Linked DNA regions of Homo sapiens: all the other regions are linked to region 2. A link is a loop called in an ENCODE intact Hi-C map of the cell type or tissue named here. Cell type or tissue: PC-3. All regions are shown on one strand. Each heading gives the region's core, and the rest is flanking DNA. Links, peaks and the distances in the headings are about the cores only. Region 1 overlaps SLC35F3 (solute carrier family 35 member F3). Region 2 overlaps SLC35F3 (solute carrier family 35 member F3). Region 3 overlaps SLC35F3 (solute carrier family 35 member F3).

Region 1 (10,159 bases), core at 4,127-6,626, 200 kb after region 2:
ATTAGCCCGCATTATTGTTTCCAAATATTCATTGTCTCTTCTTGGGAAAGGATTATACTTCCCCACTCATTGACTTCAGCTTGGCCATAGACCTGTTCCAGCCAATGAAATGGGATTGGAAGTGATGGATGCCACTTCTGAGCAAAACCATTAAAAGCCTGCAAGTCATCCACCGTGTTCTTTTCCCTTAGCCATGAGATTAGCGGCATTCCAAATAGAGAAGTTCCAGCAGCCTAGGTCTCAGAATGAGGTCAACATGGGGCAAGTCAGCTGACCCACCACAAGTGTATAAAAATGGGTGAAAATCAAAACTTGTTTTTGTTAGTCATTGAGATTTGGAAATTTGTTATTACCTTAGTATAACCTTGCCTATTCCCCATAATTGGCACCAGCATATATGACATTGGCTTTGGTTCTGGGAAGTGAGCAAAGAAGAAACCTTATCCTAGGCTGGAAAGATGGCAGCCCATGTTATGCAGTGATGAAAGATTAGGTGAAATAGTCACCTACAATAACTTGGAAAGCAGATAATGTCACTAAAGTGTCTATAGCTTCAAGTAAAAAACTGGGAAAATATAATGTTCATAGCAAGATTTGGTTGCTCTTGAATATAGGTAGCAAGGTATAAGAAAAAAAACTATAAAGAAAGAAAAATCAGCCCTGTTGAAAGGGAATAGAGAATGTCTAGAAGTTCAGAGACCTGCATGATTAAAAGATGCAAAAGATAAAAGATTACACTGAGTAGGCCTTTAAATGACAACAGCCAATTACAAGTCACCCTTGTGCTAAGAGCCACATCAATGGCATGGCTATAATGCTTTTTCTTGAAACATCTGAATTCATTAAGATGACCTGTAGCAAATATTTTCTTTCAGGTAAAATGGTCCAAGAAAAGGAGCTAAAGATATAGTTGTACCAAGGATAGACTCAAAATACAATTGCCTAAGTCTAGAAAGAGTGGTGCATCTCAAAAAATGTAGTTGTGGTTAAAGGCCTATGGAACTGACTGAAAACAAATTAGTACAAATATGATTTAATTTTATGAGAGTGATAATGACAAATGGCCCACCAGTTTGGATGAAAGCAGACTGTGTCATTTGAGATTTAAAACAATCTTTGTGGCTGGGCACGGTGGCTTATGCCTGTAATCCCAGCACTTTGGGAGGCCGAGGCAGGCGGATCACGGGGTCAGGTGTTTGAGACCAGCCTGGCCAACATGGTGAAACCCCGTCTCTACTAAAAATACAAAATTAGCTGGGCGTGGTGGCGGGCACCTGTAGTCCCAGCTACTCTGGAGGCTGAGGCAGGAGAATGGCGTGAACCGGGGAGGCAAAGCTTGCAGTCAGCCGAGATCGTGCCACTGCACTCTGGCCTGGGCGACAATGTGAGACTCCGTTAAAAAAAAAAAAAAAAAACCTTTGGGCTCCAACCCTCTTTGAGTAGGAAGAAGGCCTTGAGAGATTGTGCTTCAGTTCCCACGAAAAGGAATATTCTCCAATTCTCTTTCTGATTTGTCCAAGGAGGATAACTGGGGAAAGAAGGACCTCCCAGAGAATGGAGTCAATGATCAAGATGAACAATTGACTGGGGAAGCTGCTCCCAAGAAGTGAGACTAGGACCTCATCAAAGAAGACCTTCTGTCCCCAGGGCAGGGGCTCTCCATGTATCTGCTTAGTGGGACTTCAGAATCCCTATGGGTCAATAGGTGTTCTGTATATCCAGTTGTTTCTCTTTCAGATGGGGCTTTGTTGCAGATATCCTATTCCTATCCAGCAGGTATTCACCATTGCATATTGGGTTTGAGGAGTGGCTGGTAAGGGACAGCCTCCAAAGAAAGAGGAGCCATGTCTGCACCTCTTGCAAGATCCTACTAGGCACCACTCAGAGACTCTTGGACTTTGAGCTGGACAGTAACTGAATGGAATCATTGGGTTGTCTCTTTTCCAAAGGAAATGAAAGTACTCTGTATATAGGAAGAGAAGAGAATATTTGTCATCAGAAAGGCAAACTGATTGTATTGATGTTCACAAAGCTCAGTTTCCCTCCCTGGAGGAGTATTGTCCTTCCCTGCCCCATTGCTATCGGGACTGGACAAGAGATTTACCCAGCTAATAAAACGTAAATGGAGATGAGGCATGTTACTTCTGGGTAGAAGCTATAGAGCCAGCTCGTAGCTGATCCTGTTCCCTTTTCCCTCAACTACAATATCAGCCACGTTCCAGTTAGAGATGTTCTATTATTCCGGATGTCAGAGCAAAGAAACTGTAGGGCAGAGCTGCAGCCAACCCACAGCAGACATGCCCTGTGAGTGTGAGACAAGCCTTTGTTCTTGTGAGCCACTGAAATTTATGACTACGGTTTATTATGGCTTATTCTGAAGGACATACTCCCGAAATTTGTTTGGGTGGCATTGTTCCCAGTCCAAGGTAGTTCACCATGATTGGTCTATGCCAATGCTGGCAATCCCATTCTTCTTTGCCAGCTATTGGTCTAGAGTGGTCATGTGGCCCAGTTCTGGGCAACAAGCCAAGGGTAAGTGTCTGCTGGGGACTTCTGGGAAGGATTTCTTCCATGATAAAAGAAAGAAAGAGCAATACAAAAGAAGCTCCTTTACCCTTCTGTCTTAGTCTGCTCAGGCTGCCATGAGAAAAGATCACAGGCTAGGTGGTTTAAACAACACACCTTTATGTCTTCACAATTCTGGAGGCTGGAAGACCAAGATCAGGGTGCCAGCAGGTTTGCCTTCTGGTGAGGCCTCTCTCTTTGGACTGCAGACAGCACCTCCTTGCTGTATCCTCACATGGCGTTTCCTCCATGCACACACAGAGCCAGCTCTAGTGTCTTCCTCTTTTTATAAGAACACTAGTGCTATTAGATAGGGCCCCATCTCAGTGACCTCACTTAATCTTAACCACCTTTTTAAAGGCCCTTTCTTCAAACACATTCACATTGAGGGTTAAGGCTTCAATATATGAATTGTGGGGAGGGAGAGACAATTCAGTCCATAGCACCTGCCCCTTTACTTTCTCCTTGAAATGTTGTCATTTGAAGATACAATGTATGGAGCTATTGCAACCAACAGGGTTCCATGAGGGGGAACTTTGCTGAGACACAGAGGACGGCCAAGTGGCAGAATGAAGAACATTGGTCTTTGATAACAATAAGGATCCACCAAACCAACCCTGGAGCTACCATCCTCCATCCTTCTTGTCATTTATAAAATTGTTTAAGTCACTTTTTAATCATCTCCATTGGCAATATTAACACAATAATGTTATGTAACAACCAAACTCAAAATCTCAGTGTCTTACAACAACAAAAACATTCTCTAGTATGTGGGTCTGCAGGTTGGGAGGTCTCTACTGAGCCGAGCTGAGCACCTCTGCATCAGGCCACAGTCACCTGGGCAGGGCTCTAGGCTATGGTTTAGGCTTCAGGTGGTGCCACTTGCCTCCCAAATTCCTGGGACCAAGAGCTACCCACCCTGGGCTTGTTCTTATGACAAAGCAAGTCAATGGCCAAACAACCATTTTAATGGGTTGGAAAAGTATACTCCACCTGCAGTGGGGAAGGTATTGCAAAGTTAAGTGACAAAAGGTGTGGCTGTATAATCCCATAACAGGGGAGTGAAGAATTGGCACCAGTAATTTAATCTACCATTTCAGCTATTATGTTAAGCAATAGACTTTAATTTCTTCATGATTCTGGAGGCTGGAAGTCCAAGATCAAGGTGCCAGCAGGGTTGCTATTACCGGGGAGTAAAGAATTGGCACCAGTAATTTAATCTACCACTTCAGCTATTATAGTACCTACAGTGGAGAGCATCATGACTAGTTCACTATCATGTGTATGACTACTAGATGAAGCACCCTAAAGCAGAAAGGACACAGACCTTCTATTTACATAGAGCTCCTGGCTCTATTTACCCAGCTCCTGGCATTTCTAACTAAATGGCTTCAGTCCATTTATCTACATTCTCTGAGCCTTGGTTTCCTCAGCTATAAAAGAAGTTTTACAAATCAAATGAGAAAGCATTAAAAGACAGCTCGCAGAGGCCCTGGTACACAGGAGGTAAACAATAAATCTGTTTGCCTTCCATTCTTTTATTAATGGAAGCACTCAAAGTACACTTTATAGAAAAACATGGTTAGACTGACTGAGCAACTCCCTTTGTTTTCCCTCTATGTATTATTTGGAAAACCTGACTTGCTTACTTGGGCACTAGCCTCACAGAACTATTAGCAGTCAGCTATGTCTGTAATTCTTTATTTGTCTTCCAAGTATGAATGACGGGTAATGATAAGCATAAGCCCCCTAAGGAAAAAAAAGCACTGCTTAAGTGCTAGCATTTACTGAAACAAGCCACAGAAATGGCTGTTATTCCCAATCTTCCATTAAAAATATAGTGACCAACCTTGTGCAACATAGCGATACCCTGTTTCAAATGGAAGTGAGATATATATATAAAAGATATATATATTTATATATATAAAAGATATATATATTTATATATATAAAAGATATATATATTTATATATATAAAAGATATATATTATTTATATATAAAGATATATATTTATATATATAAAAGATATATATTATTTATATATATAAAAGATATATATTTATATATATGATATATATTATTTATATATATAAAAGATATATATTTATATATATGATATATATTATTTATATATAAAAGATATATATAAAAGATATATATTATTTATATATATAAAAGATATATATATAAAAGATATATATTATTTATATATATAAATGATATATATTATTTATATATAAAAGATATATATTATTTATATATAAAAGATATATATTATTTATATATATAAAAGATATACATATAAAAGATATATATTTATATATAAAAGATATATATATTTATATATAAAAGATACATATATTTATATATATAAAAGATATATATATTTTTATATATAAAATATATATTATATATATAAAAGATATATATAAATATATATATCTTTTATATATAAAAGATATATATAAATATATATATCTTTTATATATAAAAGATATATATATTTATATATATATAAAAGATATATATATATCTTTTTTGATTTCTTTAAATATGTTTCTCTCATAGCCCAGGTATAAATCTCCACAAGCAATTGCTATAGCCATTACCAGATGTCTGGACACAGTCGTTCTGATCATTTATGGACTTTATTTCAGGTGGCAAGTGGCCTCAGAGTGTCTCCTGCTCTGGAAGTGTTTGAAATGCCTGCCACCAATCTCAGGGAGTGGAGTATTCTACTTGTGAAAGTCATTCTGCTCTGACCATCCTGATAGGCAGCCCCACACACTGAGGCGTTTTGTTTTGCAGAAGGAGAGCTGCTGTGAGCAGTCTTCTTTATGTGTGCATTGTTTGCAGTAAGAGTGAGTCAAGCCACCAGTGGGTGGAGGCCAGGCTCAAGAAATTTTCACATTGCCTAGAGGCTTGTGAAAGAAAGTAACACTCCCTGCTAAAGATTTCTTTCTTCATAGTTTTAGGGCAGGAAGGAATTTTAGAGAAAGGCTAGGAACACGGAGGCCATTTCTAGAATTTTTGCTTTAGAGCCTAGCCTGTAGGTTAAATGTGTGTCAAGTGAAGATGAGAGTCTCAAAGAAGAGGCACATGAAAGAAGGTGGAAGCAGATGCATCCTAAAGCCATAGGCAGCTCATCTCCTCATGGTTGGAGGGAGGAAACCCCAGAGAACCCACCTTGAATGTTTTTAGGAGTCTCCCTTTCCATCTCATCACTGTTTCTCTGTGCGGTTGACTTCCTTCTTACACATTGACTCCTCCACATGGTTGCTAGCACCTTTATTTATCTATAATATGTATGTCCTCATTCATTCTTCAATTCAGTGAACACTTAGGGAGGGACTACTGTGTGCTAGGACTGTTCTAGGCAACAGGATGCAAAAGTGAGCTCGTACTGTCTGATCTCAAAGATGGTAGGGAGAGGGGGAGGACAAAGAGGTGACGGCCACTGGAAGGAGTGGACCATGCTCTGGGTGTTCCAGAGAGGGCGCAGTGGATGCCACCTGGGCTCTGAAGTCAGGAGGATCTGGCCCACAGTAATAGGGATACTTTCTTAGAGAAGGAGGCATTTGAGCTGGGCTTTGAAGATGGGTGTGGCGAGATGCCATGGCCAGGGGCACAGCTGCCAGAAAATGTAGCACCTGTTTAGAGAACAGCAACTAGCTCTGGTTGGCAGGGCTATGGTATGACTAGGAAAGTGAAGGACGGAAAGTGAAGGATAGTATGACTAGGAAAGTGAAGGATGGAAAGCGAAGGACAGGTAAGATGGGCCCAGAAGCGCAAAGACCCTGGAGCTCAAGCTAGAGAATTGAGAAGGTGGAGAAAAGGGAAGGTTTCTGATCAGAGGAAAGGTAGACTGCTCCAGCATCAGTTTGTAGGTTGAATACGGAGGAGGAAGATCACTTCAGATCCTATATTCCTTGCAAGAGCTCTTGGATGCCTGGATAAGAGTTAGTGGTTGTGGAAATAAAAAAAGGGGATGACACTTAGAGACATTTTCAAGGTGAATTTCCTAGAATGTGTCAATTGATGGAAGATGGCAATGACACTCACACCGGTTCTCAAATCAGCCGACAGGAGGCACTAACTGGAATGGCAGAGCCAGGAAGGGATGGTGTCCTGCGGCAGAGGCCATTAAGATTTTGGTTCAGGATAATGTGTGTGGTTTTAGCACAGTGTCTTATACACAGTAGGTGTTCAATAAACATTTGCTGAATGAGTGGACAGATGGATAAAATTGTGTTTTAAATACATATACAATTAATGCATGAAGAAAACCATACAATACAGCCAATCTTTTTAGTAAGCAAAAGAATGCAAAACACAATAACCATATTCCATTTTTTGGACAAATAACACAATTAGAATTACAGTGCTAGCCAGGATGCTATGGAAGACAGTTTCATCCACAGCTGATGGGAATGTAAATTTGGAAGGGTTTTTAGCCAGATAGATCTTATACCCTCAGACACAATAATTCACTTCTAGCAACTGGTCTTGAGAAAATAATACAAACTACAGAAAAATCTTTTGCTATAAAATGACAAAAATTTTAAACACTCCAAATAGGATGTCAAGTAAGTCTGTTAAGGTGGATCCACATTATGGAATTGTGTAGCCCCATAAAACAAAATTTTAAAAGATGAGAAGACTCTTATTTTTGTAATTATGTGAAAAATCTAGTATAAGCTTTATTAAGTTCATAGTGGCTATCTCTAGACGGTGAGATTTTAGAACATTGTTATAGGAAATGGGAAACAGAAAAGTTTAAGATGAGAAATAAGGTAAACATTTGTTTTATAATCAGAGGAAAGAAATCCATTGGATTTTCTTGTAAGAGAGTGAATTTAATTTTTAATTATTTAATTAAAAAAATAAAATTTTAATTTAGTTTTCTTGTAAGAGAGTGAATTAATTTAATCTAGCTCCTGATCTGTGTTCATGTGGACTTGTTTGACTTTGCTGGTGAAAAGGCCCCTGTATTTTTTGTTTTGTTTTGTTTTATGAGACGGAGTTTCGCTCTTTTTGCCCAGGCTGGAGTGTAATGGCGCAATCTCAGCTCACTGCAACCTCCACCTCCCAGGTCCAAGCGATTCTCCTGCCTCAGCCTCCTGAGTAGCTGGGATTACAAGTGTGCACCACCATGCCTGGCTAATTTTCATATTTTCAGTAGAGACGGGGGTCTCACCATGCTGGCCAGGCTGGTCTCGAACTCCTGACCTCAGGTCATCCGCCCGCCTCGGCTTCCCAAAGTGCTCGGATTACAGGCGTGAGCCGCTGCGCCCGGTTGTCCTCTGTGCTTTCTGAAGACTCCGTGCTGAAGAGCCAGCAGCACAGTGGCCACATCGTGTGACCCATGCTCCCTCTGCTGACTCCAGCCAGCAGTGACGATCCAGTCCCAAGCTGCTGGGTACCACATTCCAGGCCAACAGGAAGAGCTTCCCCAGGACAGCGGCCTCAGAGCTCAGGCCTGGAGAAAGCTGAGAATTATGCTAAGGAAAGAAAAGAAGACTTTTTTAAAAATAGGAGAAACAATGAGATGGGGCTTTCAGAACACAGCAAGATGTTTAGGGTGAGGTTGGCCTTGTCCTTCTGTATCCTGTGTAGTCCCCATCAGGATCCTGGGGGAGACAAGCGCCTGAGAATAGCTCATCCTCCGAGTGGAGCAGCCTGAGATAAATGCAGGCCATGCTTTCGGCAGAACCTCAGATCTTTCTCATCCTTGCCATGGCTGTGCTGGTTAATTCAGTGCTTAGACCAGGTGCAGTGGCTCATGCCTGTAAACCCAGCACTTTGGGAGGCAGTGGCAGGAGGATCACTTGAGCCCAGGAGTTCAAGACTAGCCTGGGCAGTGAGACTTCGTCTTTACAAAAAAATAAAAATAAAAAAGAAAATAAAGGAGCCAGGCATGGTGGTGCATGCCTGTGACCCCAGCTGCTCAGGAGGCTGAGGTAGGAGGATTCCTTGAGCCTGGGAGTAGTTCGAGGCTGCAGTGAGCCAGGATCACACCACTGCACTCCAGCATGGGTGATGGAATGAGAACCTGTCACAAACAAAACAAAAAAATCTGTGCTTAGACACATACTTTCCCTATAACAATGCACAGAACACCTTGCTGTCCTTTTCTCTCATGTGACTCATATCAGAGTTTATCTTCTACCCCGTATTTCCAAAAGTAATCCCAAATAGTTATTGTCTTGTATTGTGTTTGGAAATTTTACCCAATCTTTTGTGAAGTTTATAATTCACACTCTTTTTTTTTTTTTTTTTGAGACAGAGTCTCACTCTGTCACCCAGGCTGGAGTGCAGTGCCGCTATCTCGGCTCGCTGCAAGCTCCGCCTCCTGGGTTCACCCCATTCTCCTTCCTCAGCCTCCAGAGTAGCTGGGACTACAGGCGTCCGCCACCATGCCCAGCTAATTTTTTTTTTTTTTTTTTTTTTTTTTTGCATTTTTAGTAGAGACAGGGTTTCACCTGTTAGCCAGGAAGGTCTCGATCTCCTGACCTCATGATCCACCCTCCTCGGCCTCCCAAAGTGCTGGGATTACAGGCGTGAGCCACCGTGCCCGGCCTATAATTCACATTCTTAATGACCGGTTTCAGAAATAACTTTTACTTGAGGCTGGGCATGGTGGCATATGCCTGTAGTCCCAGCTACTCAGGAGGCTGAGGTGAAAAGATCGCTCAAGCCCAGTAGTTTGAGACCAATGAGCCCAGGAGTTCGAGACCAGCCTGGGCAAAAGAGCAAAACCTCATCCCCATTTTAAAAAAAGAAGAAGAAAAAGAAAAGAAAGAAAAGAAATAACTATTAATATATGTGCTGTGCTTAAAGTTTCTGACATAATCAAAGCACTCTTATGAGCCCCTGATAATTTCCACATTTGTCCTCTCCGTCCAACCACAGACTAAATTGCCATAATCATCAAAGTAAGCCCTTGGCCTTAGACCTGGGACATAAAAGAATCAGGATGGAGCCAGGAGAAACCTGGCAGTTGTCTGGAGATCCCTTAAGCATTTGTTTTTTGTTTGCATTCCAGGAAAACTGTTTCATAAAGTAAGCTCTGAACATACTCACTACAGGCTAATACTTATTTTCTCTTGATTTATGAGAAATTTAAAGAAGCTAGAGGAGGAAGAAGCTGCTAAATGTAAATGTAATGTTGGAAGGTATAATTGGGATTTAAGATATTAAATTGTTTAATTATAGGCTGCCCTAAAATGAAGTCTTTCTTGTGTTCATAGACTTTAGTTCATGACCATTAAGATTTCGGTGACATGTAGGCAAGCATGGTGGCTCACGCCTGTAATCCCAGCACTTTGGGAGGATGAGATGGGCAGATCACCTGAGATCAGGAGTTCAAGACCAGCCTGACCAACATGATGAAACCCGTCTCCACTAAAAATACAAAAATTAGCCAGGCATGATGGCATGCGTCTGTAATCCCAGCTACTCGGGAGGCTGAGGCAGGAGAATTGCTTGAACCCGGGAGGTGGAGGTTGCAGCAAGCCGAGATCGTGCCATTGCACTCCAGCCTGGGCAGCAAGAGCAGAACGCCATCTCCAAAATAAAAAAATAAGAAAAGGT
Region 2 (10,159 bases), core at 2,381-4,880:
AGCTCCGGCAGCTCAAGTACTTGGTGGTGGACGAGGCGATTAAGGAGGATCTGAAATGGTCGCGCTCCGTGGAGGATCTCACCAGCGGGCCGGTGGGGCTCACGTCCATCGAGGAGCGGATCCTGCGCATCACTGGCTACTATGGCTACCAGCCCTGGGCAGCGAGCTGCAAAAGTAAGACCCCCTCACGTCATGTTTCCCGTTCACTGGTCCATCTTCTTACCATTGTCACAGCAGCCTCGGGGAGCGCACGCAGTGAGGCGTCCAGCCACCCCCTCCCGCCCTGCCTGCTGATACAGACCCAGGTTTGCAACTTCGAGGAAGAGGCCCGGAGACGGAGTTCTCCTGGACCTCTGAGGCGTTCTGATGCGTTCTCTTACACCCCTTCCTCTCCCACACACAGGATCTCTCTGTATCCTTATCTCTCCACTGCCAAATACGGAGGACACTCCTATGTGGCAGACCGTGGGAAACAGATCAGAAACTCAAAGTATCCCGGACAGTGTGGCTTCCCCGCGGATCTGAAAGTCTCACAGGGCCCTCGGTCAGGTCTCACCAGGCTCAGATGGAGATGCTGACTTACATAGCCAGGATTTTAACTCTTCCTTGCATCTCCTAGCCCTGATGATAGAGGACAATTCTTGGGGTCTTCATTTTGGATGCCGTTCACGCCCTTCTCCCCTGGATTTTATCGGTCTTCAGTAAGGAGGTTCTATAGGGATCATTCTAGATAGTGGTGTTGGTCCCTGCAAGTTGAATGTTTGGTGTCAGGTGGAGAAGCTGAAATGTTTTTCTTTCCGTGGGTCCTAGCTAATGGCTTTGAGGATGCTGTGATCAATTAGACAGACATTATCTTATGTCACCAGGACTAATTTGGTGGACATTTCTTTTTCTCACTTTGCAAGAGAGAGGTTGATTATGATGAAATCCAGATATCTATAAATATAACCATAATTAGGTGGTCTCATCACTGTAGTTTGACATAAGAGATTGCCATTTGCCACCTCAGTCCGTATGAGAAATGGGCCTTGACGTCTTTCATTTGTAATAAAGACTAGATTAATAGCTTGTTGATTTTGAGTTTTTTTCGACCTTTTATTGCTTAAAATTGAAACATTATTTATTGGTCTTTAAGGGGAAAACGGGCGTTTGTAATTTAATCATATTCATCACTAAAAAAAAATGTCTATCTTTAGATTATTCCTAAAACCTGCGAGTCCAAGGCAAAGGTCAGTGGTATGCTAGCAGTTAGCTGGTTAGTTTAAAATTATTTGCAGGAAGAAACAGGATTTGAATGTTTTGTTTTCATGCAACTTGCTTTTAAAAGACTGTGTTTCATTGGGTATAAGCCTTTAAAAAAATTGTCTGTATCTCTTCCAATCTCTTGCCTCTGCTGCTAAAATTGTAGCTTATTACAAAAGGAAGACAAGGGGCCAAATTCTCTTTTTGGTTGAAAAACCCTGGGCATGGGATAACAAAAATTAAACCCCATTGGAAACCATATTTCTTATGGGCATGGATAGAACGCTCAAGTTTTACTTCTGCTTTCTAAATTTCTATTAGAAAATAGCAATTTTCTATTCTTATTTCCATTTTCTGCTTCCTTAATAACAAAAGACAGTGGTATAAATGACAGCCTTCATAAAGTCATCTCTTTGGTGCTTGAAGTCATAAAAAGGTTTTATCTTTATAAATCTATTTGTGACTGGCTGTATGTGCTTTGTGGAAGTTATCACCAAGGTTTGTGATTTGGGGGCTTGCCAGAGAGCTTACAGCAGTGATGACTGTTTGGTACAACATGTTTTGTAATTAAGACAAGAGAAGGGCCATGTGGAAATGGAGTCCCTTGCATCACTGGAGGTAATTCTTAAATGCCTCTCTCTGAGGCTTCACTGGAAGAGTAAATAGTAGCAGGGAAGGCTACAGTGATCATTGAAATATGAATAAAATCAGCTCATTCCACTCTCTCTATTCCTGTGAGGATTCTTCTTTATTCCAAGGTATTTCCTTGTTACTATAACGCTTTAGGTGACAACTGACATTTTGGTGAATTAATTAGGTGTAATGTTTAAATTTAGAGAAGGTAATGTTTTATTAATGTATTAATGCAGCAAAAGAGGTTGTCTTTTTGTTTTTTTTTTCTTTGTTTTTTGAGAGGGAGTCTCACTCTGTCACCCAGGCTGGAGTGTAGAGTGCAGTGGCATGATCTTGGCTCACTGCAACCTCCACCTCCTGAGTTCAAGTGATTCTCCTGCCTCAGCCTCCTGCGTAGCTGGGATTACAGGCGTGCGCCACCACATCCTGCTAATTTTTGTATTTTTAGTAGAGATGAGGTTTCACTATGTTGGCCAGGCTGGTCTTGAACTCCTGACCTCAGGTTATCCACCCACCTTGGCCTCCCAAAGTGCTGGGATTATAGGCGTGAGCCACCACGCCCGGCCCAGAAGAGGTTTTAAGGCAGAACTTTTGCTGTTTGCCATTTCTACTCAATTGATAATAATAAAGAGGCTTATCTATTACCTGTAGGTATCACCTAGTTGCTTTATTTGTTGGTTGGTAATTGTACTCTATAAATGGGGAGAGATGATGGTTACAAAAAAAACAAAACAAAGACAAAAAAAAAAAATTCTCATGATCTCCAGAGTGAGTTATGGAAGCTCCAAGCTATTATGTCACCTTTCAGTCATCTTTCAAAGTGATTTATCTGTGTCCTAACTGAAGGAGTTGCCAGTGAAAGTTTCTGGATGTAAGTCATTTGCCCTTGTAGCAGAAGAAACCATTTGAATGACCCAATATTCATTTGTATCCTCTTCATTTTTAGATTTTGTTTGGGTTGTTAAGATAAATGAGGTAATTGTGAACAGTACAGAAATTACCTTTGCTCAGTATTCTCAACTCAGTCATTTGGATTCGCAAGTTTCGCTCTAGACAAGAGAATTTTGTAAAGGATTCTTTTTTTTTTTTTTTTTTTTTTTTTGACAGAGTCTTATTCTGTCACCCAGGCTGGAGTGCAATGGTGCAATCTCGGCTCACTGCAACTTCCACCTCCCGGGTTCAAGCGATTCTCCTGCTTCAGCCTTCTGAGTAGCTGGGACTAGCACCACCATGCCTGGCTAATTTTTTGTATTTTTAGTAAAGATGGGGTTTCACCATGTTGGCCAGGCTGGTCTCGAACTCCTGATCTCATGATCTGCCCACCTCGGCCTCCCAAAGTGCTGGAATTACAGTCGTGAGCCACCGTGCCTGGCTTAAAATTTGCCCAGCTTCCCCAAATAATAGTATTTTTTTTTAGAAGGAGTTTTGCTCTGTCGCCCAGGCTAGAGTGCAGTGGCACAATCTCAGCTCACTGCAACCTCTGCCTCACAGGTTCAAGCGATTCTCCTACCTCAGCTTCCTCCTGAGTAGCTGGGACTACAGGCACCCACCACCATGCCCGGCTAATTTTTGTATTTTTAGTAGAGACAGGGTTTCACCATGTTGGTCAGGCTGGTCTCGAACTCCTGATCTTGTGATCTGCCCTCCTCGGCCTCCCAAAGTAATGGGATTACAGGCATGAGCCACCGCACCCAGCCTAGGATTCTTTTTTAAAAATCCCAAAGGCTCCTGGGTCTGAAAGGGATGGCTTTTGTGAAACATTCAACTGAGAATTAAACTGTAAACAAGGAAGTAAGAAGGGCCCAGTTCCTCTTCTCAGTGGCAAAAGTCCTCCAAGCTCCACATTCCATGTTTTTGAACCAAACCACTTGGCAGTATTCCTGGGAATTCTTCAAATTATCATCTGTTGAGTGGATCCAGGGCCCAGAAAGCACCTGGGCCACAGGAGGGACTCAATAAATATTTGTTGAATGAATGGATGGCTGCTGCACGAAATACTGACCTCTGGGACAGGGAGCTTTGAATATGCCTCTGTAGTGATTTGTATCATTTACCTCTTTATGCTGACTTCCTGTTATGTGGAATTGCTCTACTCTTTCCTAGTTCTTCCATCACAAGTGCTTCCTGAACCACAGACTGGACCAGAATTCTTGGTGATAAGCTTTGGTTTGGCCCAGGGTTTCTTGATCTCAGCACTATTAACCCTTTGTGCTGTATAAGTATTTGTTGTAGGGAGCTGTCATGTACATTGTAGGATGTTTAGCAGTATCTCTGACCTCTGCCTATTAGATGTCAGTAGCTTACCACCCTGCCCCCTAAGTTGTAGCAACTCAGTATCCCATGGGGGGCAGCCTTTAGTTGAGACCCACTCATTTAGGGTAACCCCCAAATTTATGCTGCAATAGAACTCTCTTCTGTTGCCCAGTAATGCTAAACAAGCAGGCCTACCTTACAAATTCCTGACCCTCTCCTTCCTCACCTTTCTTCCTGGACCACTTTTTAGGTTTTCAGGATGGCCAGATCGAGTAATCATCACCACTGGCAGTGCAAGTGTCTTCTGAAGATTTGAAAGAGCCTGTTCCTTCTGCAGCTGGCATGATTCCACAACCAATCATCATAAATTGACACCCTGTAGGAAGTGCTTTAGAATTCAGGAGACTCTGAACAGTTTCTTTTAATAACTTCCTTTTCTTTCCTACCTTTTGCCCCAGTAGAAGAGAAATGACTGATTAGAATATCTTCTGCTTCCTTTTCCTTTCTCATTTCTCTGGGATGGACACCAATTAGGGAGGAGATGGCTAGAGAAGGGATGAGGAGAATCAAAGACCAGGAAAAATCTGTATAGTAGACAGCCAGCCCCAGGCATCTGATAGGGTGGGACAGCTGGTGGCATTTCCATACAGGAATGATTGAAGGAACATATCTTGGAGTTTCCAGATAGAGGCTCTGCTGCAGGATGAAGGAACATCTGCGAATACTCCTTTATTTTCATTTATTCATTTAAAAAACCTTTTTTCAGCAGTCAGTGTATGTCAGAATAGAGAGAGAAGTGCTGGAAGAGGTGGCTCACTGTCCAGGTGTGCCTTCGTCTAGAAATACAGGTCAACACAAACCTGCATTAGAACACAGACATTCTAAGGGTGGGCAGGATGTTTCCCTTTCCGAAAGGTTTCCCTAAAGGATGTTTTCAAATATTGAACTCTTAAATCCTTTTCTGGGTAAAAAGTCCCCAAAACATTTTACGAATAGCTTTTTTGAAGGGGGTCATGCTTATTGCTTAACATGAAGTGCAATTATCATTTGAGTAGGTTTATACACTTTGTTGAACGTCAACTATTATTCACTACAGGTTCTGGTATGTTGAGATTTAAATGCTTTTTTCCAGAATGTGAATGGAATGAGTTTTAAGTCATTTGTAGAATGGAGAGAGGGTCAGTCTTAAAAGACCAACTGTCTCTAGCCCACTCCAGCCCGCTATTGGCAACGTGAACCTGGGACAGGAACATGCAGGTTAATGAACAAATCCCAGCTTATCTGGGTGGAGGTTTTCTAGTTCAAGCTGAAAAAATGTAGGGCACTGAATAACACACCTGGTGACAAGGAAATTGCATGTTTCAGGATTCTCCAGGTTTAAAAGTTGTAAAGGGTTTGTATGAGGTGAGGGGGAAGGGCTCATGGAAAGGCTGTCTTCCTAGCGTCCCTGTTAGTTCACCCTGAACTGTGAGTATATGTTGCTGGCGTAGATACCGGTGCTAAATGGAACAGTGACTTATAGTATCATTGAATTCATGGTGAGCAACTTCTGTCTGATCCTCCTAAAATAGTAAAGGTCAGGTCAGCAATTCAAAAATGACCCACTTGTAAGAGATGTATAATTTGGTTGTAAAAGTTTATTCTAGAATGGAGCTTGGCATATGAAATATGAGATGGAGAAGATTTTAAAAGAAAAGAGTTAGAGGGCTTGAGGGGGTGGTGAGTTGAGCATTAGAGCACAGCATTTTTTATTGGGTCAGAGAATTAATTTTATTCTTAAATATGCTAACAATTTAGTAAATAGTTTCTGAGTTTTGATGTAATGAAAATGCAGAACTATTATCTTTTAAGGAAACGAGGTGACCCCAGCTCACTTAGATCATTGCCATGGGGTTATAAACCCTTCGCATCTGCCATGGGGTTAGAAATCCCTCGTGCCTATTAATGTGCCTTTATTTTCATTTGTTCATTTAGCAAACTTTTAAAGCATTTACTATGTGCCAGAATACAGAGATAAGTGATGGGAGACACAGTCCTCACCCTAAAAGCTTTCCAACTAGAGCAGGTGAAATCTGAAGTACGCATATGGTGGTGATGGGGAAATGGCCTCACCTCCAGGGAAGTGAAGTCTTCCAGGCTTTAGGGAGACGTGGGCAAGGAGAGTTCTCCCTGCTCTTCAGAAGTCCCTCCTGGATCTCATTAAAAAGAGTCTAGTCTAGTCTAAAACTCTCCAGCTTTGAGCCTTGGTCCTTTCCTTAAGCAGCTGGAAACATTCAGGTTAGTTGCATTCAAACATAAATCCACATGCAAATGCACCATTGATGTTTGTTAAGCATTTTACTGTAAGCTGTTAGGGATGCTCTGGCCCTGCAGCCCTGAGGGGTGTCCACTTAGTTTTTTTAATGTCTGGAGGAGCAGAGGAAATAGAATTCACATCCCAGCTTCATAGCTATATGACAAGTTCACTGCTATGAGCCTCTAGTTTCGCCGTGCGCGGTGGCTCATGCCTGTAATCTCAATGCTTTGGGAGGCCAAGGCGGGTGAATCACGAGGTCAGGAGTTCAATACCAGCCTGGCCAAGATGGTGAAACCCCGTCTCTACTAAAAATACAAAAATTAGACCGGCATGGTGGTGGGCACCTGTAATCCCAGCTTCTCGGGAGGCTGAGGCAGAGAATTGCTTGAATCCGGGAGGCGGAGGTTGCAGTGAGCCGAGATCGTGCCACTGCACTCCATCCTGGGCGACAGAGTGAGACTCCATCACAAAAACAAACAAACAAAGAAACAAACAAACAAAAAAAACGAAAAGGAGATAATAGAACTACTTTCTAGGATTGTCGTGAAGATTAAATGAAATACAGTAGTCCCGCTTTATCGGAGGGAGAATGCATTCCAGGCCCCCCAGTGGATACTGTGGATAGTACTGAACCCAATATACACTATTTTTTCTTATATAGTAGTGAGCAGGTGGCGTAGACAGCGTGGATACGCTGGACAAAGGGATGATTCACATCCTGGGTGGGATGAAGTGGGAAGGTTCAAGATTTCATCATGCAACTCAAAATGGCACACAATTCAAAACTTGTGATATGTTTGTTTCTGGAATTTTCCTTTTAGTATTTTCAGACCATAGTTGACCAAGGATAACTGAAACCATGGGAAGCAAAACCATGGAAAAGGGAGGACTCTTCCAATGTCTGTACAGCTGGCATCTATTAATGCACCTTTATATCCATTTAGCAAATCTTTTGAGCATTTACTTTGTGCCAGAATGCAGAGATTAGTGATGGCAGACACAGTCCTTGCCCTAAAAGCTTACTTACTGGAGTAGGTAAAATCTGAAGTGTTTATATGGTGTGATAAAGATCAGTTTGCAGTGCCTGGGGAGCCCTTTCTCATATCAGTGAGTTCATTCTTCAGCTGGAGGAGTCATTCACAACAGAAATAGAGGGGAGGTTTGCATTCCAAGCAAAGGGACAACATATGCACGGGAATGTAGTCAGCTATTGCTAGACGGTAATTCCGCTTGATTAGAACATCATGGGGCAGGAGTGTCGTGTATGAAGTTGGACTTGTGAGCAGAAACAGACTACAGTACATTACAGTACCAGTCATCTGATGCCTGTCACCTTCCTCATCCAGGTCCCAGCCTAAGTGTCACCTCCTCCCAAGAGCCTTTACTGATTACAGGAGGTGCTCTTGCATCTCCTATAGTGTTGTCACTTCTTTTACATAGTCACGACTAGTTTAAGAATGTGGCTGAAGCTGTTGCAGATAGAAAGCTCTCTAGGGGCAGGGCTTGTTATTGTGTCTCCACCCCTCACTGTGGTCTTGGCACATAGAACTCTGGTGATTCTTCCACAGTGCACAGAGTATCTCGATCAATAAACATTTGTTAAATGTACTTATTAAAGGCCTAAGTGGCCGTTTCCTCAGGCACATACACAAATGGCTCCTAAGTAAGCATCTACATTTCTGTAGGGTCGTCCAGAATTATCCTGCATAGAAACACTTCTAATTGCATTCCTCTGTCAAGAAATGGGACTTCTGTTGCTGGTTCTCTTCAGTCTTCACTTTAACCCTGCTAAAAACACTGACAAGTAATCGCACTCCTAGAACTTACATTATCCAGTCTTATATTGGGGTGTTCTGTCCAGTTTTGGTAACTTTAAAAATGATGTGGAAAAAATGAACAGGGCCCAGGGAAATACAGAAAATGTATTGATGGAATCAAATATGTGTTCTACAGGCAAGGTTAAAGGATTAGGGGAGGAGGAAATTAGGGAAGAACGTGACATGTCTTCATGAGAACCATCAGAGCAGGCACCTTTGGAATGGCTTCCCAGCTCAAGACCCCTTAACTGCCCTGTACTACATCCTCCGTTTGGGCCCTTAGCAGCCAGACTGACATCATCTTCCTCCTGGGCCGTGTAGATTAGACCAGGGGTAGACTCCTGATCCATGCTAACTCACTCAGCTCCTCTCTCCTCCAATTCGAGATTAACACCAGAAAGTTGGGGTCTAGTCTGACAGAGCGGTCTATTGAGTGGAGGAGGCTAGTCTGTCTCCCATATGGATAGAGAGGCAGAGAAAGCTAGTCTACATAAAAGAAGGCAGCGGCAGGTGTGTCAAGTAACCCAGAGAGAGCAGTGGTGGTTTCCAGGACTCCATGCTGGGGCCTGTTTCCCTCCTACATCAATGTCTTGCTGCAGCTCCTCCTCCAAGCCCCTGAGACACCACTGTTGCAAAGCAACAGCCTTCTTCCTGCTAAGTGAGCAGAAACCAGGTTCTGTTGTGTGCAACTACAGGCTCCTTTCTGGATAGGATTTCAGAGCCATTTCCATTCAAGCTCGTGCATGACAAAATAAGGATCTACATACCAATGAAGTTTCAACTGGAAATACAAAATCACTTTCTGACTACTAAGATCATAAAGAAGGTCAGGAAGCCTCAGTCACTGGAGAGATTCACAAAGATGTGGACACCCAGTCACTTGAGCTGGATGAAGTACTTACTTGTCCCACAGCAGGAGGATGAACCATATTTCTTTTTTTTTTGTACATGATGTCTTTTGGTTCAAAGCAGTGGTGAATGTGCATTGATTAATAGAGCAGGGAACCAGTTTTGTTTCATTATCTTACTGCACAGCCTAGAAAGGGACTTGTGCAGTTAGGAACCTGGCAAATTCTTCTGGTGGATGATGGTGGCAAGCACTGAAACAATTGCCTAGGACATGGGCACAGATTTTTCTTTCATGCAGCTTAATTTATGACAGCATTTGAGATTGGAGGAAACGAATTGCTCTCCTCAGGTGATTTGCAGTGTTAAAGGCTACAGGCTGTTTTGAACTCCTCAAACAGAGATATTCAGTGCAACTGCTCAGAACAGTTTTCTGGTTTTGAGAAATGTTTTCTGTGACATTCAAATTTTCTCCTTGTCAATCTGCTATCTACCATTTCCAGTGCTTGACCAGATCAGGATCTATCAGGAAACTATTTTTATCCTTCTTCACCATCTACTTGTAACAATGTACTGTTATAAAAATTCAGGTCTATCCTCAAAGTTTTATTCAAAAGGGTCAGAAGAAAAATGTTTCTTAGTGTATGTCAATTTCGCTACCTTACTTTCTTTTCAGAAATTGAGTCAGCTCATTTTTGATGAATGTATATTAAGATGTCCTGTTCTTAGCCAGCAATGGTGGTGCGCACGTGTAGTCCCAGCTACTCTGGAGGCTGAGGTGGGAGGATCACTTGAGTCCAGGATCTCAAGGCTGCAGTGACGTATGTATGATTGCACCACTGCATTCCAGCCTGGGTGATAGAGCAAATTCTTGTTTTTTTTTAAAAAAGTCCCTTGTTTCTAAAAGAAAAAAAGGAATAGAATGATGATGGCAGGTGTATTAGTCTGTTTCACGCTGCTAATAAAGACATATCTGAGATTGGGCAATTTACAAAAGGAAGAGGTTTAATTGGACTTACAGTTCCACGTGGCTGGGGAAGCCTCACAATCATGGTGGAAGGCAAGGAGGAGC
Region 3 (10,159 bases), core at 5,273-7,772, 80 kb after region 2:
TAGCTGTGGTCATAAAGGATTCTGAGGGAGAACTGTGGGTGCTATGAGAACAGATGATGGCAAGAGGGACCTTGCCTAACCAGGGGAGTTGGGAACCCTGGAGCTGAACCAAGATCTGAAAGAGCAGGATATGACCAGGAGCAGGCGCGTGCCAGGTGTGTGCCAGGGGCAGGTAGGAGCGCAGTTCCTGTAGCTCTCCACGTGGCTGCACGTCATCCCCCTGCTCTTACTAGAAGCTCATTTTTCATCCCTGATAAGAAAGTGCACCAAGAACAATAAAGAAACCACAGAACTTTGTATTCATCTTTGAGATCAAGTCCTCCCTCTGCCGCCCTCCCTCTCTATCTCTCAACAATCAGAAAATACATTTCAAATTTTTTGCCATCATGAAACTTGTTACATTAAGATTAAAAAAAAATTAATTAAGCCAAAAGAAGGACTATTTGTTTCCTTTATTACACAATCCTTCATCGAGCTCGGGAACAAGTACCTTATTATAGGAGGAAGGTGGTAACTTCATTTACAACAGAATTGGATTCATAAATAATATCCTCCCTACAAATTTAATTTTGAAAAATTGAGTAATTTCATAAAACATCTACAATCGATTTCTATTTGTGCAGTACCCCCACAGAAGCATAGCAAAAGGCAAGAGTATAAAACGTGAAAAATATCTTTGATGATTTCTGTTTAACTTTTATCCTACCTTTTACAGATAGAATTACTCCAAGTGTTTCCTCTATTGTCAGTTTCTTAATTTGCATGCGAAGTTTAAGGTTGCAGATTTCCTTCTTCCCTTGCTAGCCATCATTACCAGCTAGCTCCTTTGGAAACCACTTCATCAACAGAATTTAAGATGATCAGTGTCCAATATACATAACTTCAAATTAAAGTGAAATCTCCCACTGGTGTTCTCACTGTAAAAGCAATAAATAGGGACCATTTCTCTCAGTCAAAATTTTAGAAGCAAATAAAAGAGCCCCATGAGGCGGCATATCTGAGCATTTGTGAGTTTCCTTTGGATTTGGAATCAGTGCTTCCTGAACTGAACTAAGACCACATGGTATGACACCAAGATACAACGTTCTAATCAAGACTATGCCGGAAAGCTCAGGAACTAGGATTATCATACCCAACGCATTTGATTTGCTAGTCACTGTTGCCCCAACCACATCCTGCGTTTTCCCTCCTCTCTGGCCTTGTTCAGGATATGTTTCTCCTCTATGCTTTCATCAGGAGAAATTAGATCAAGATGAAGCGCATAGGTGCTTGGTCCCAGGAAGGTATTTTCTTCCCTAATGTTGGGATTCAAAAAGCTACTCGGCTCTTCTCTTTTGTTCACCTAAGCTCACCACAATATGAATATTCCTGCACTGCTGCCTCTGTAAGATTTGGGCTAAAACCCAAGAAAAGCAACAAGTATTTTGAAAGTGTTATAGAACTGAACTGGGGTCCACTACTCCACGGAGTAGGACCAGATATGCACACCGAGGTTTGCAGCAGTAGAAAGGAAGGTGTTTCTTTGCAAAGCGCCAAGCAAGGAGGACCAGGCAGCTGATGCTCAATCCTGACCTCCCTGATGGCTTGCAAGTAAGAGTTTTTAACGGGATGGGTAAGTTTTAGGAAAGCAGAAGCCACGGGCAAAATTGCAAATCAATACGTGGAGGTTACACATTGGCTCTGGCCTGAAAGAGCGGAATGACTTGAAGTGAGGGCTTACAGGTCAGAGGTAGACTCAAAGATTTTCTGATTTGCAATCACTTAAGGAAGAGAAGCTTTGTTTACAAATTTGGGGTCAGTAGAAAAGAATGTTGTCTCTGGCTCGTGAGTGTGACTCCCTCCAGGACCCTCAGGAAGAAATTTAGAACAAAGAATGGCAGTCAGAGTTGCGTCCTCAGTTTCCCCTTAGCTGAGGTCTACAGGCCAGTGGATGTCTTTGGTGGGGGTCTAGGATTCTGAAGAGCAACCCAGGGACATATGTTAAGATGTTATCTTTAATTTCTATAAGAAAACCAAACATCCCATGATTCTAGCTTCCTTGGTTATTGTTTTAAGCTGCTATCATCTTCTTGTTCATCAAGTTGCTTATTTATTTCTCAGGACTAGCTAGGTGCCTGGAATTTCCTGTAAAGGAAATCAAGATTTTCCTTTATTTTCATGCAGGGGTTGGGGGGGTGCCCCTAAGAGGGGTCCCTGCTCCATCTCCAAGGTGTAAAATGTCATATAAAAGGCTGGTAATGATGCTGATGTTCTGGTGGTGAGGTCTGCTCAACGGCCCTTAAAGGACAGAAAGAATTCACTGTGAATTCATCAAAGTTTCTTTCCTAGAAAATCAGTGAGACCCCTCAGTGGCATATGTCGTCATATCTTCTGATTCCAGATGAGATTCTCCCTTCTGAAATAATAGCGTTTACCAAACAGCACACAGTAGAGTTTAAAGAGAAAAATTGAACAGAGCAAAACTTGTCATGTAGCTTCTGTTTGTGCTCCATGCAGAGTCTTTTTGTAGGATGGATTAAATATTGCATAAATTGTGCAGTCATTTCTGCTTTTATCTGATCTTATTTTTATTGAATCTATAGCTGAAGAATCTATCAACTGTTTCCAAATTTAGAGATATGGAAGACTGATTTAAATCTTTAATTTCTTAACATGTCATGTAAGTGTGCAGTAGTCTTGTGACCATTAAGAAAAAAATTCCACTTTGATTCTTGGAGCCGCTTGAGACCCACACAGTTCTTTCTCCATCTAATTCTAATTACAATCATTGGTACGTGATGTAAGTTAGTGAGAGTACATTTTCAGCACAGCCTTTCAGCAATCTGCCTTTCTTTAGACATTCTGGGGGTGCTTTATTGGAACGTTTTAAATGACCATGTTGGATAATTCTCTAAGCTAAAATCATCCACAAAAGTATAAGACAGAGAATACTGGAACCATAGCTGTCCACCAGTCTTTATGTGGGTGCAGACTTTGGGAAAGTTCCTGGTCCTGCCTGGAGAAACTTCCTGCAGAGGTTGATGAACTTTTAATCAAACAAACGTTCTTGTTGTAGCTTTTAAGTGTCTTCCTTTGTAGTATAACAGAGAGTTGAAGATTGAAGGCTCTGGGCCCAGGCTGTGTGGGTTAAAATTCTGCTTTTACTGCTTCCTAGCTGTGCACCCTTGAGCAACTTACTTAAGGTCTTTGGACCTTAGTACCCTGATCTTAAAAATGTGTATTATAACAATAGCACTTAGCTCATACAATTGCTGGGAAGAGAAAATGAGTTAAATCATGTAGAGTGCTTCAAACACAATATATATGCAGTAATGTTAGCTATTACTCTTACATTCTGCCCTTATTAGTCTGTTTTTGCATTTCTTTTAATTTTTATTTTTATAAAATAATACATGTATCTTTCTTTTAAAATTTTCAAATAATTCTTTGAGGATTTTAGGTTTTACCCAACTTCTCTCCACCCCAAGTTCCCACTTATGTGAGGCTGCCACATTCAACTCTCTTCTTCTTTTTTCTGCTTTCATAAATGTTTGTTCTGAATATTCTTCCAATTTTTAACATGGTGGTTTAGCTTCCAAATGTAGAAAATAAAGATTTATCTCTCATGATTTGTGCATCAACATCTAGACAGTTTATGAGCTTGGCTATAGCATATATGTATATGTATGTATTATATGTTGTTATATATTATATACTATTATAGCCAAGCTAATAAAATATACATATGTTTATGTGTATCTGTTTGAGGCATTTTGTATACTGTGAGTATATTTCTTCTCTTTAACTTTTTCCCTTGCAGTTCTTAATTGAATGATTTTAACATTTGCTTATTTTTGTATTTGTATCTTCCTAACTTAGCCCATACCCTTCAACAGATGAAAATCTCCCCTTGATGGGTTCAACCATCTAGATCATCTATTTCTTTCACTTTTTTATTTCTTTGCAGACATTCCTTTTGGAGTCTTCTGTTCTGCTGCAACATGGATTGATTACGTCCCAGGCTTTCTGGGATCTTCCTTCATCATCCTCCTGGAAATTTCCTTCAGTTCTTTTCTGTATTGGATCCTCTGTTTCCTCACCTCATTTTTTCTTTTTGTATGTGTGTTCTTTCTGATTTTATTGAGCCAAAACCTTCATTAGCAGCTTCAGAAATGATGCAAGAGGCTGGGAGCACTCATGCTTTTAATCCCAGCACTTTGAGAGGCTGAGGCAGGCGGATCACCTGAGGTCAGGAGTTTGAGACCAGCCTGGCCAACATGATAAAACCCCATCTCTACCAAAAATACAAAAAAAATTAGCCAGGCGTGGTGGCACATGCCTGTAATCTCAGCTACTCCAGAGGCTGAGGCACAAGAATCACTTGAGCTGGGAGACAGAGGTTGCAATGAGCCAAGATCGCACCACTGCACTCCAGCCTGGGAGACAGAGTGAGACTCCATCTCAAAAAGAAAGAAAAAGAAATGATGCAAGATTGCCACAAATTTGTGACCTTGTATGTTTGAAAATGCCTGTCTACTGCCCTTTTCTTGATTGAGATTTACTGAGTATGGAATTCTAAGTATCAATTTATTTCCTTTCTGGACTTTGAATGTACTTCTCCATTCTATTCTAGGTATATTGCAGTGTTGCTAAGGAGAAGTCTGAAGCTTTTTTGATTCCCCATCTTTTTATTTTGATCTATCTTTTCTCTTTGGAAGCTTTTAGTATATTGATTTTGCATCTGGTATTTTGACGTCTTACAATAATATGACTTGACCTTGTGACTTTTAAAATGATTTTTGCTGGCTATCTGGTGGAATCTCTCAGTCCAAAAGTTCACGTTTTCTCAGATTTGGGAATAATATTTATTTGCTCATTCATTCCCTCCCATTTTCCCTCTTCTCTCTCTCTGGACCACCTGTTACTCAGATGTTGGACTTCCTAGACTAATCTTTTAATCTTCTTATATTTGATCTCATATTTTCCAAATGTCTACCTTTTACAGAGATTTCTCCAAATTTATGTTTCAACCCTTCTATTTATTTCTTCCCTCCTGATACCATATTTTAATTTTAATGAGTTCTTTTATATTGTTATTTCAGTTTCTTCTCACTCCTCAAAGTCTTGAAGGTTAATAATTATAGCAATAGATTTTAAGTGGTCTTCTGCCTTCTTCATTGATTTTGTTTCTGTTTGCTTTTGTCTCAGTTTTATATGCTAGAATATTTCCTCTCATGTCTGTGATTTTTACTGTTCATTCATTTTTAAGCCAGAAATACACAAGGTCTATGTGGGAGCTCTGAGAACACGAGTGGTATTTATCAAGCAGTGAGCTTCATTTCAGGGTCACGGTCTAGGGATCAGATGGTTTCATTAAAAGACTCCAAAATATTAGTAACTGGAAATCTTTTCTCTTGTGTTTCTCCAGAAAGCAATCATCCAGGCTCTTGCTTAAAAGGTATGAAGCTGGTTGCTACTTTTTAGGGAAATGAATGGGGACAGAGGCTCACCACTGGATATGTAAACTTGAACTTAATTCCCTACTTTCAGTTGAGCCAATTGTATGTGGATATCCCAGAGCTCTTGCTTGTCTACACATATTCAGAATCTAACTGCTTCTGATACAGACTTGCTATCAGTTCCCCTATTGTCAACCCCACCTGTGCCTTTGCCTTCAGAAGTGCCTGGTGCTATTCGTGTCTGAGCTCTTTGAGGGTCCTGTGGCTCAAACATGCTTGCTTTCTGTCTTAATTCCCACCCTCCACATGCTCTTTCCATCCTCCACACAGGCACGCTTTCAGCTTCCTTTGGGTGTCCTAAGTAAGCTGCCATTTGTCCATCTGTTGCTTACTTCTAAAATTATATGGACTTCTCTGTCTCTTATAACTTTTTCTCCCATTTTCTCTGTTCTTGTGCAGTTTTGTCCTCGTTATCCTTTACTATCATTTAAGTGAGATTTCCAGAGAATTGTAAAACTTCTGCCAAGCCTTACCAGATGTTTCTCCTTAAGTTTCAAAAGAAGATTCCAACCCTACTCCTGCCCATTTGATTGTCAAAGCAGTGCAATAGAGTTGATTGAGAGGCAGCAGATCATGGTGGTGGAAAGCAAAGTTCTCCAAGAATGGACAGATGATCCACTGACATTAGAAAACTATTAAATTTCCATGTATATTTTAATCCAAAAATATAAAGAATTTAGATTCACACTGTTAATATTCTAATTTTTCATGTTTGATGCTGGATTGATCCATTTGTCAAGATGGTCACAGATTACACATAGTGCCCAGGACTTCCTGGTACCAGAGGAGTATAGGGAACTCCCTGACATAGCAAGCTGGACAGTGGGGCTGCACGCATTCTCTTTCAGAATGTTTAAATACATCACCCTTTGATAGTGCTCCAAGTTAGCTTGATCTGGCTAGTTTCATTACAACAATACTAAAATAATGCAATATTTACTAAGCTTTATAATGACAGAGAATTTCTATGAAAACTTTTTTGTTTCATAATGAAATTTTCTGTTTGTATTATAGCAAAATCCTCAGAAATGTTGACCTTAAGGATGTTATACATTTATGTTTTTCTTTTGCAAAAAGTCAAGCAATATAAGCTGTGGCCTTCTCTGTTACAACAGAGGCTGTCAGAATGTGGTACTAAGCAAATATTACACACAAAGAAACAAACAGATTCTATCCAATAAAGGGAAAGGTGATGTTTTCATGAGTGAGAAAATAACGTATTTTTAAAAGGAACTGGTGATTCATAGAGAACATTTTGAAACTACATGTTTTAAAATATTTCTAGTATTATATGAATATTTTCACTGAAAAAAATGCTACATGTTAAAACTCATACCTAAACTCTTTTTCAGAAATTAGAAACAAATTTTGTAACCAGTTTAAAGATATTCCTGAAATGAAGAGCTTTAGTAGGTTTTGAATCCATTCATGAAACATATATAAATATCTGACCTTCTGATTAGTTTGCACCTGAGTTCAAGAAAATTTGAAATTTACTAGCTGGGCTATCACAAAAATCTTTGACTAATTGGTGGATGAGATTGAAAAAAATGATTATCGTTATTTAATAAGAAACTCAGATATACATATTGCATTTTGATCCCCATGTCTTTGTATAGAATATTTTTTAGTCGTGAGTATCTGTGTCAAAGGAAACTTAAGTTACATTCAGATCTTTGGATCACTGTATCATAAACTAGCAAACCAAGGTTTTAAAAAATAATGATGTGTTATTCATAATATTAGTGATAGCAGAAGATTGTACTAGTAATAAAGAAAAAATTTAAATATTATTTTATTTCCTCTTTAGGTTTTTCATCCTTTAAAATATATGTTTTAGCGGTTTCACAATGGACATAATAGTATTTATTCATTAATACATAATTTACGTAAAAGTGACTCACATATACTAGAAGTGCATGCTCAAGTTTTATTTTAGTGTTTGGAGTGTATGAATTTAATAAAACACAAAGACTGAGTTTACAGCCAAGGATTTAGAGTAGACTGACCTTGATTCTAAGCTCAGCTTTGTTACTTATTAGCAATGTGAACATGGGAAAATTCACATCCAATTTTCTATTTTTTCCATTGTTTCTTTACTTAAATAATATTCAGGGGGTGGAAAAAATGGGACGAAGTTAGTCAAAGGGTACTCACTTTGAGTTGTAAAATCAGTAACTTCTAGAGACCTAATGTACAGCATGGTGACTGTACTTAATAGCAATGTATTGCATTCTTGGATTTTGCTAAGGGAGTAGATCTTAGGTATTCTCGCCATACACACACACACAAAGGTAACTCTGTGAGGTGATGGATATGTGAATTGACTTGATTGCAGTAATCATTTTACAATGTGTGCACATATCAAAACATTACATTGCATACCTTGAATACTCACATTTTAAAATGTGTCAATTACACATCCGTAAAGCTGAAAAAATACTCAAGCATCAAAAAATATATACAATATGTGTAAACTGTTTAATTAAATGCCTAGAAAATAGTAACTGCAAAATAATTGGCATCTGTTGTAAAGGTATGTATGAAATGATAATGAAGATTCTGTTGACAGTGATGATGGTGATGCAGCCTGCAAATCTGCCCTTATGTAATAGAAGGGAACATCTGTATTCCACATCCTTTCAGAAGTGAGCATTGTGAACTCTCCAAGGCCCCTCTTTTATTAAAATGATGTTCCTGGTAAATCTTCTAAAGAGAGACTGCAAATATGTGCAGTGAGTCCTGCTTTCCATCGCTGCAGTGGTGTCAGTAACTGTGCCCTTCTTCCTAAGGCTGGACCTCTGGCACAGCCCCAGCATCTTGCAGGTAGTACTCCAGAAAGCCACAGCTGTAGTGAGCAGAAGGGAGTGAAGACAGAAAGGGAAAGTGGGAGGGCAGCCTGTCTGGGCCCCTGTGGCAGCTTCCAAAAATCATCTCCCACAAATGCTTACCCTCTGTGCTGTAGATGCTTCCCAAATACACTTTGTGATTTGAATGTTCTTGAAACGCCCGTGCCTTGCCTAATGCTCCCTTTGCTCTTCATGTTGGGAATACTTAGCTCATCAGATCCTGCAAACTAACTTCCATGGAAGAAAAAAAAAGAAAAAGAAAAGAAAAATAAAGAAAAAAGAAAAAAAACTAGAGGGTACAATTACCTGGCTGCTGATTCAGACTTAGAGAGTGTTCAATTCCTCCTTTGTTCTTGGATTACTCTCTCCTGTCCAAAAGCGATGAACTTTGCCAGCTCATTGGGCCCCTTGTGCTATAGTGTTAAGGAAAACTTACCCTAATTTGTTTTTTACTTATGACCACTACAAGTATTTTAGCTAATTAGTGTCTCTTTTTTGTTCTGGCTACCAGGAAGCTCAACAACTAACATAGTCTGTATTTTGCAACTTCAAAGGTACCTTTCATGCATTTAGAGGACTAAGTTTTGCCTCCAGCTACTTTTCATCATCATCATCAGCATCATCATTATTTTGCCTGTTTATTTAATTTTATATTATTACCTGCATATTACATATTTTTATGAAATACCCCAAAATCAAGTTGAATAAAACAAAATGAAAACATAAGCCTGTGAATTTTCCTAACACAAAGAAAAAGAACTTCTCTTGAAATATTTAATGGATAATTGCTCAAGCCTCCATTGCATTGATAAGAAATGGGAACATTGTGGCGAGTAAATGCAGGAATTTGTAAGGTCAGTTGGAGAATAGAAGCAGACACCCAACCCACACGATGGTGAGCAACCTTCCAATCCCAGACGGCCGTGGTGCTCTCTGGACAAGAATGTGAGAGGGTGGGATTGGTGGGCAAAGGGCAGGAGGGACACCCCCTCTGTTCATTTATTTTGAGATCTGTTTGCCCCATCACACTAAATAAATACAATAAGTGAATGCTATTTTATCTGGTAAAGGAACCCATCTGTCTTAGTCCATTTCTGTGTTGGTATTAAGAACACCTCAAGCTGGGTAACTTATAAAGAGGTTTATGTAGCTCATAATCTTGCAGGCAGGGAAGTTCAAGAGCGTGGCCCTGACTTTTGGCAAGGCCTTTCTTGCTGCATCACATCATCTCAGAGAAGGTCGACGGGGAAGTGGACACATGTCAAGGGTGGAAATATTGAGGGGTGTCCTGGCTCTGTAACAACCCACTCTCTTAGGAACTAATCTGTTCCCATGAGAACTAATGCAGTCTTGCAAAAGAGAGAACTCACTCACTACCTCGAGAATAGCACCAAACCATTCATGAGGGGTCTGTCCTATGACCCAAACACTTTTCACTAAGCCCAGTTCTCAATGCCATCACACTGGGGATCAAATTTCAACATGAGTTTTGGTGAGACAAACACACTATATCCAAACCATAGCACCATTGTTAACAATCCAAATATACAATGATTCTTACAAGAGTTCATCTCGATGGGGAATGTAGCAGGGACAGGGATTATTACAAGAGCATCTTAGAAAAGAGAGGGCATCTGGAGTGAGATGTGAAGCAAAGGAGAGAAAACAGAAATGGAAAGTGGGAGGGCAGCCTGTCTGAAAGGGAAAGTGGGAGGGCAGCCTGTCTGGGCCCCTGTGGCAGCTCCCAAAAATCATCTCCCACAAATGCTTACCCTCTGTGCTGTAGATGCTTCCCAAATACACTTTGTCATT

Evidence for each region. A loop is a pair of places that touch in the nucleus more often than their neighbours do. Peaks named below come from ENCODE experiments on the same cell type or tissue, not always from the same donor. Only the 100,000 strongest peaks of a DNase experiment are listed, where the experiment ranks them.
Region 1: it touches region 2 in a loop (8-fold over the local background); 2 of 110 quality-filtered maps call a loop at or near these places.
Region 3: it touches region 2 in a loop (5-fold over the local background); 6 of 110 quality-filtered maps call a loop at or near these places.

The regions. Positions count from the first base shown.
Region 1 is chr1:234,103,729-234,113,887 of GRCh38, forward strand. All of the region lies in intron 2 of SLC35F3 (solute carrier family 35 member F3), which reads left to right. Among named protein-coding and RNA genes, the nearest start is that of SLC35F3-AS1, 160 kb to the right of the region's middle. In PC-3, for the core only: no CTCF peak of the experiment used is centred there; a DNase peak (open chromatin) is centred at 5,383; H3K27ac peaks cover 1,587 bases.
Region 2 is chr1:233,905,585-233,915,743 of GRCh38, forward strand. SLC35F3 (solute carrier family 35 member F3) reads left to right here. Exons shown (of 8, transcript NM_173508.4): 2 at 1-174. Among named protein-coding and RNA genes, the nearest start is that of SLC35F3, 6.0 kb to the left of the region's middle. In PC-3, for the core only: no CTCF peak of the experiment used is centred there; a DNase peak (open chromatin) is centred at 3,777; H3K4me3 peaks cover 505 bases; H3K27ac peaks cover 2,500 bases.
Region 3 is chr1:233,982,847-233,993,005 of GRCh38, forward strand. The region is part of intron 2 of SLC35F3 (solute carrier family 35 member F3); the gene reads left to right. Among named protein-coding and RNA genes, the nearest start is that of SLC35F3, 83 kb to the left of the region's middle. In PC-3, for the core only: no CTCF peak of the experiment used is centred there; a DNase peak (open chromatin) is centred at 6,635; H3K4me3 peaks cover 886 bases; H3K27ac peaks cover 2,500 bases.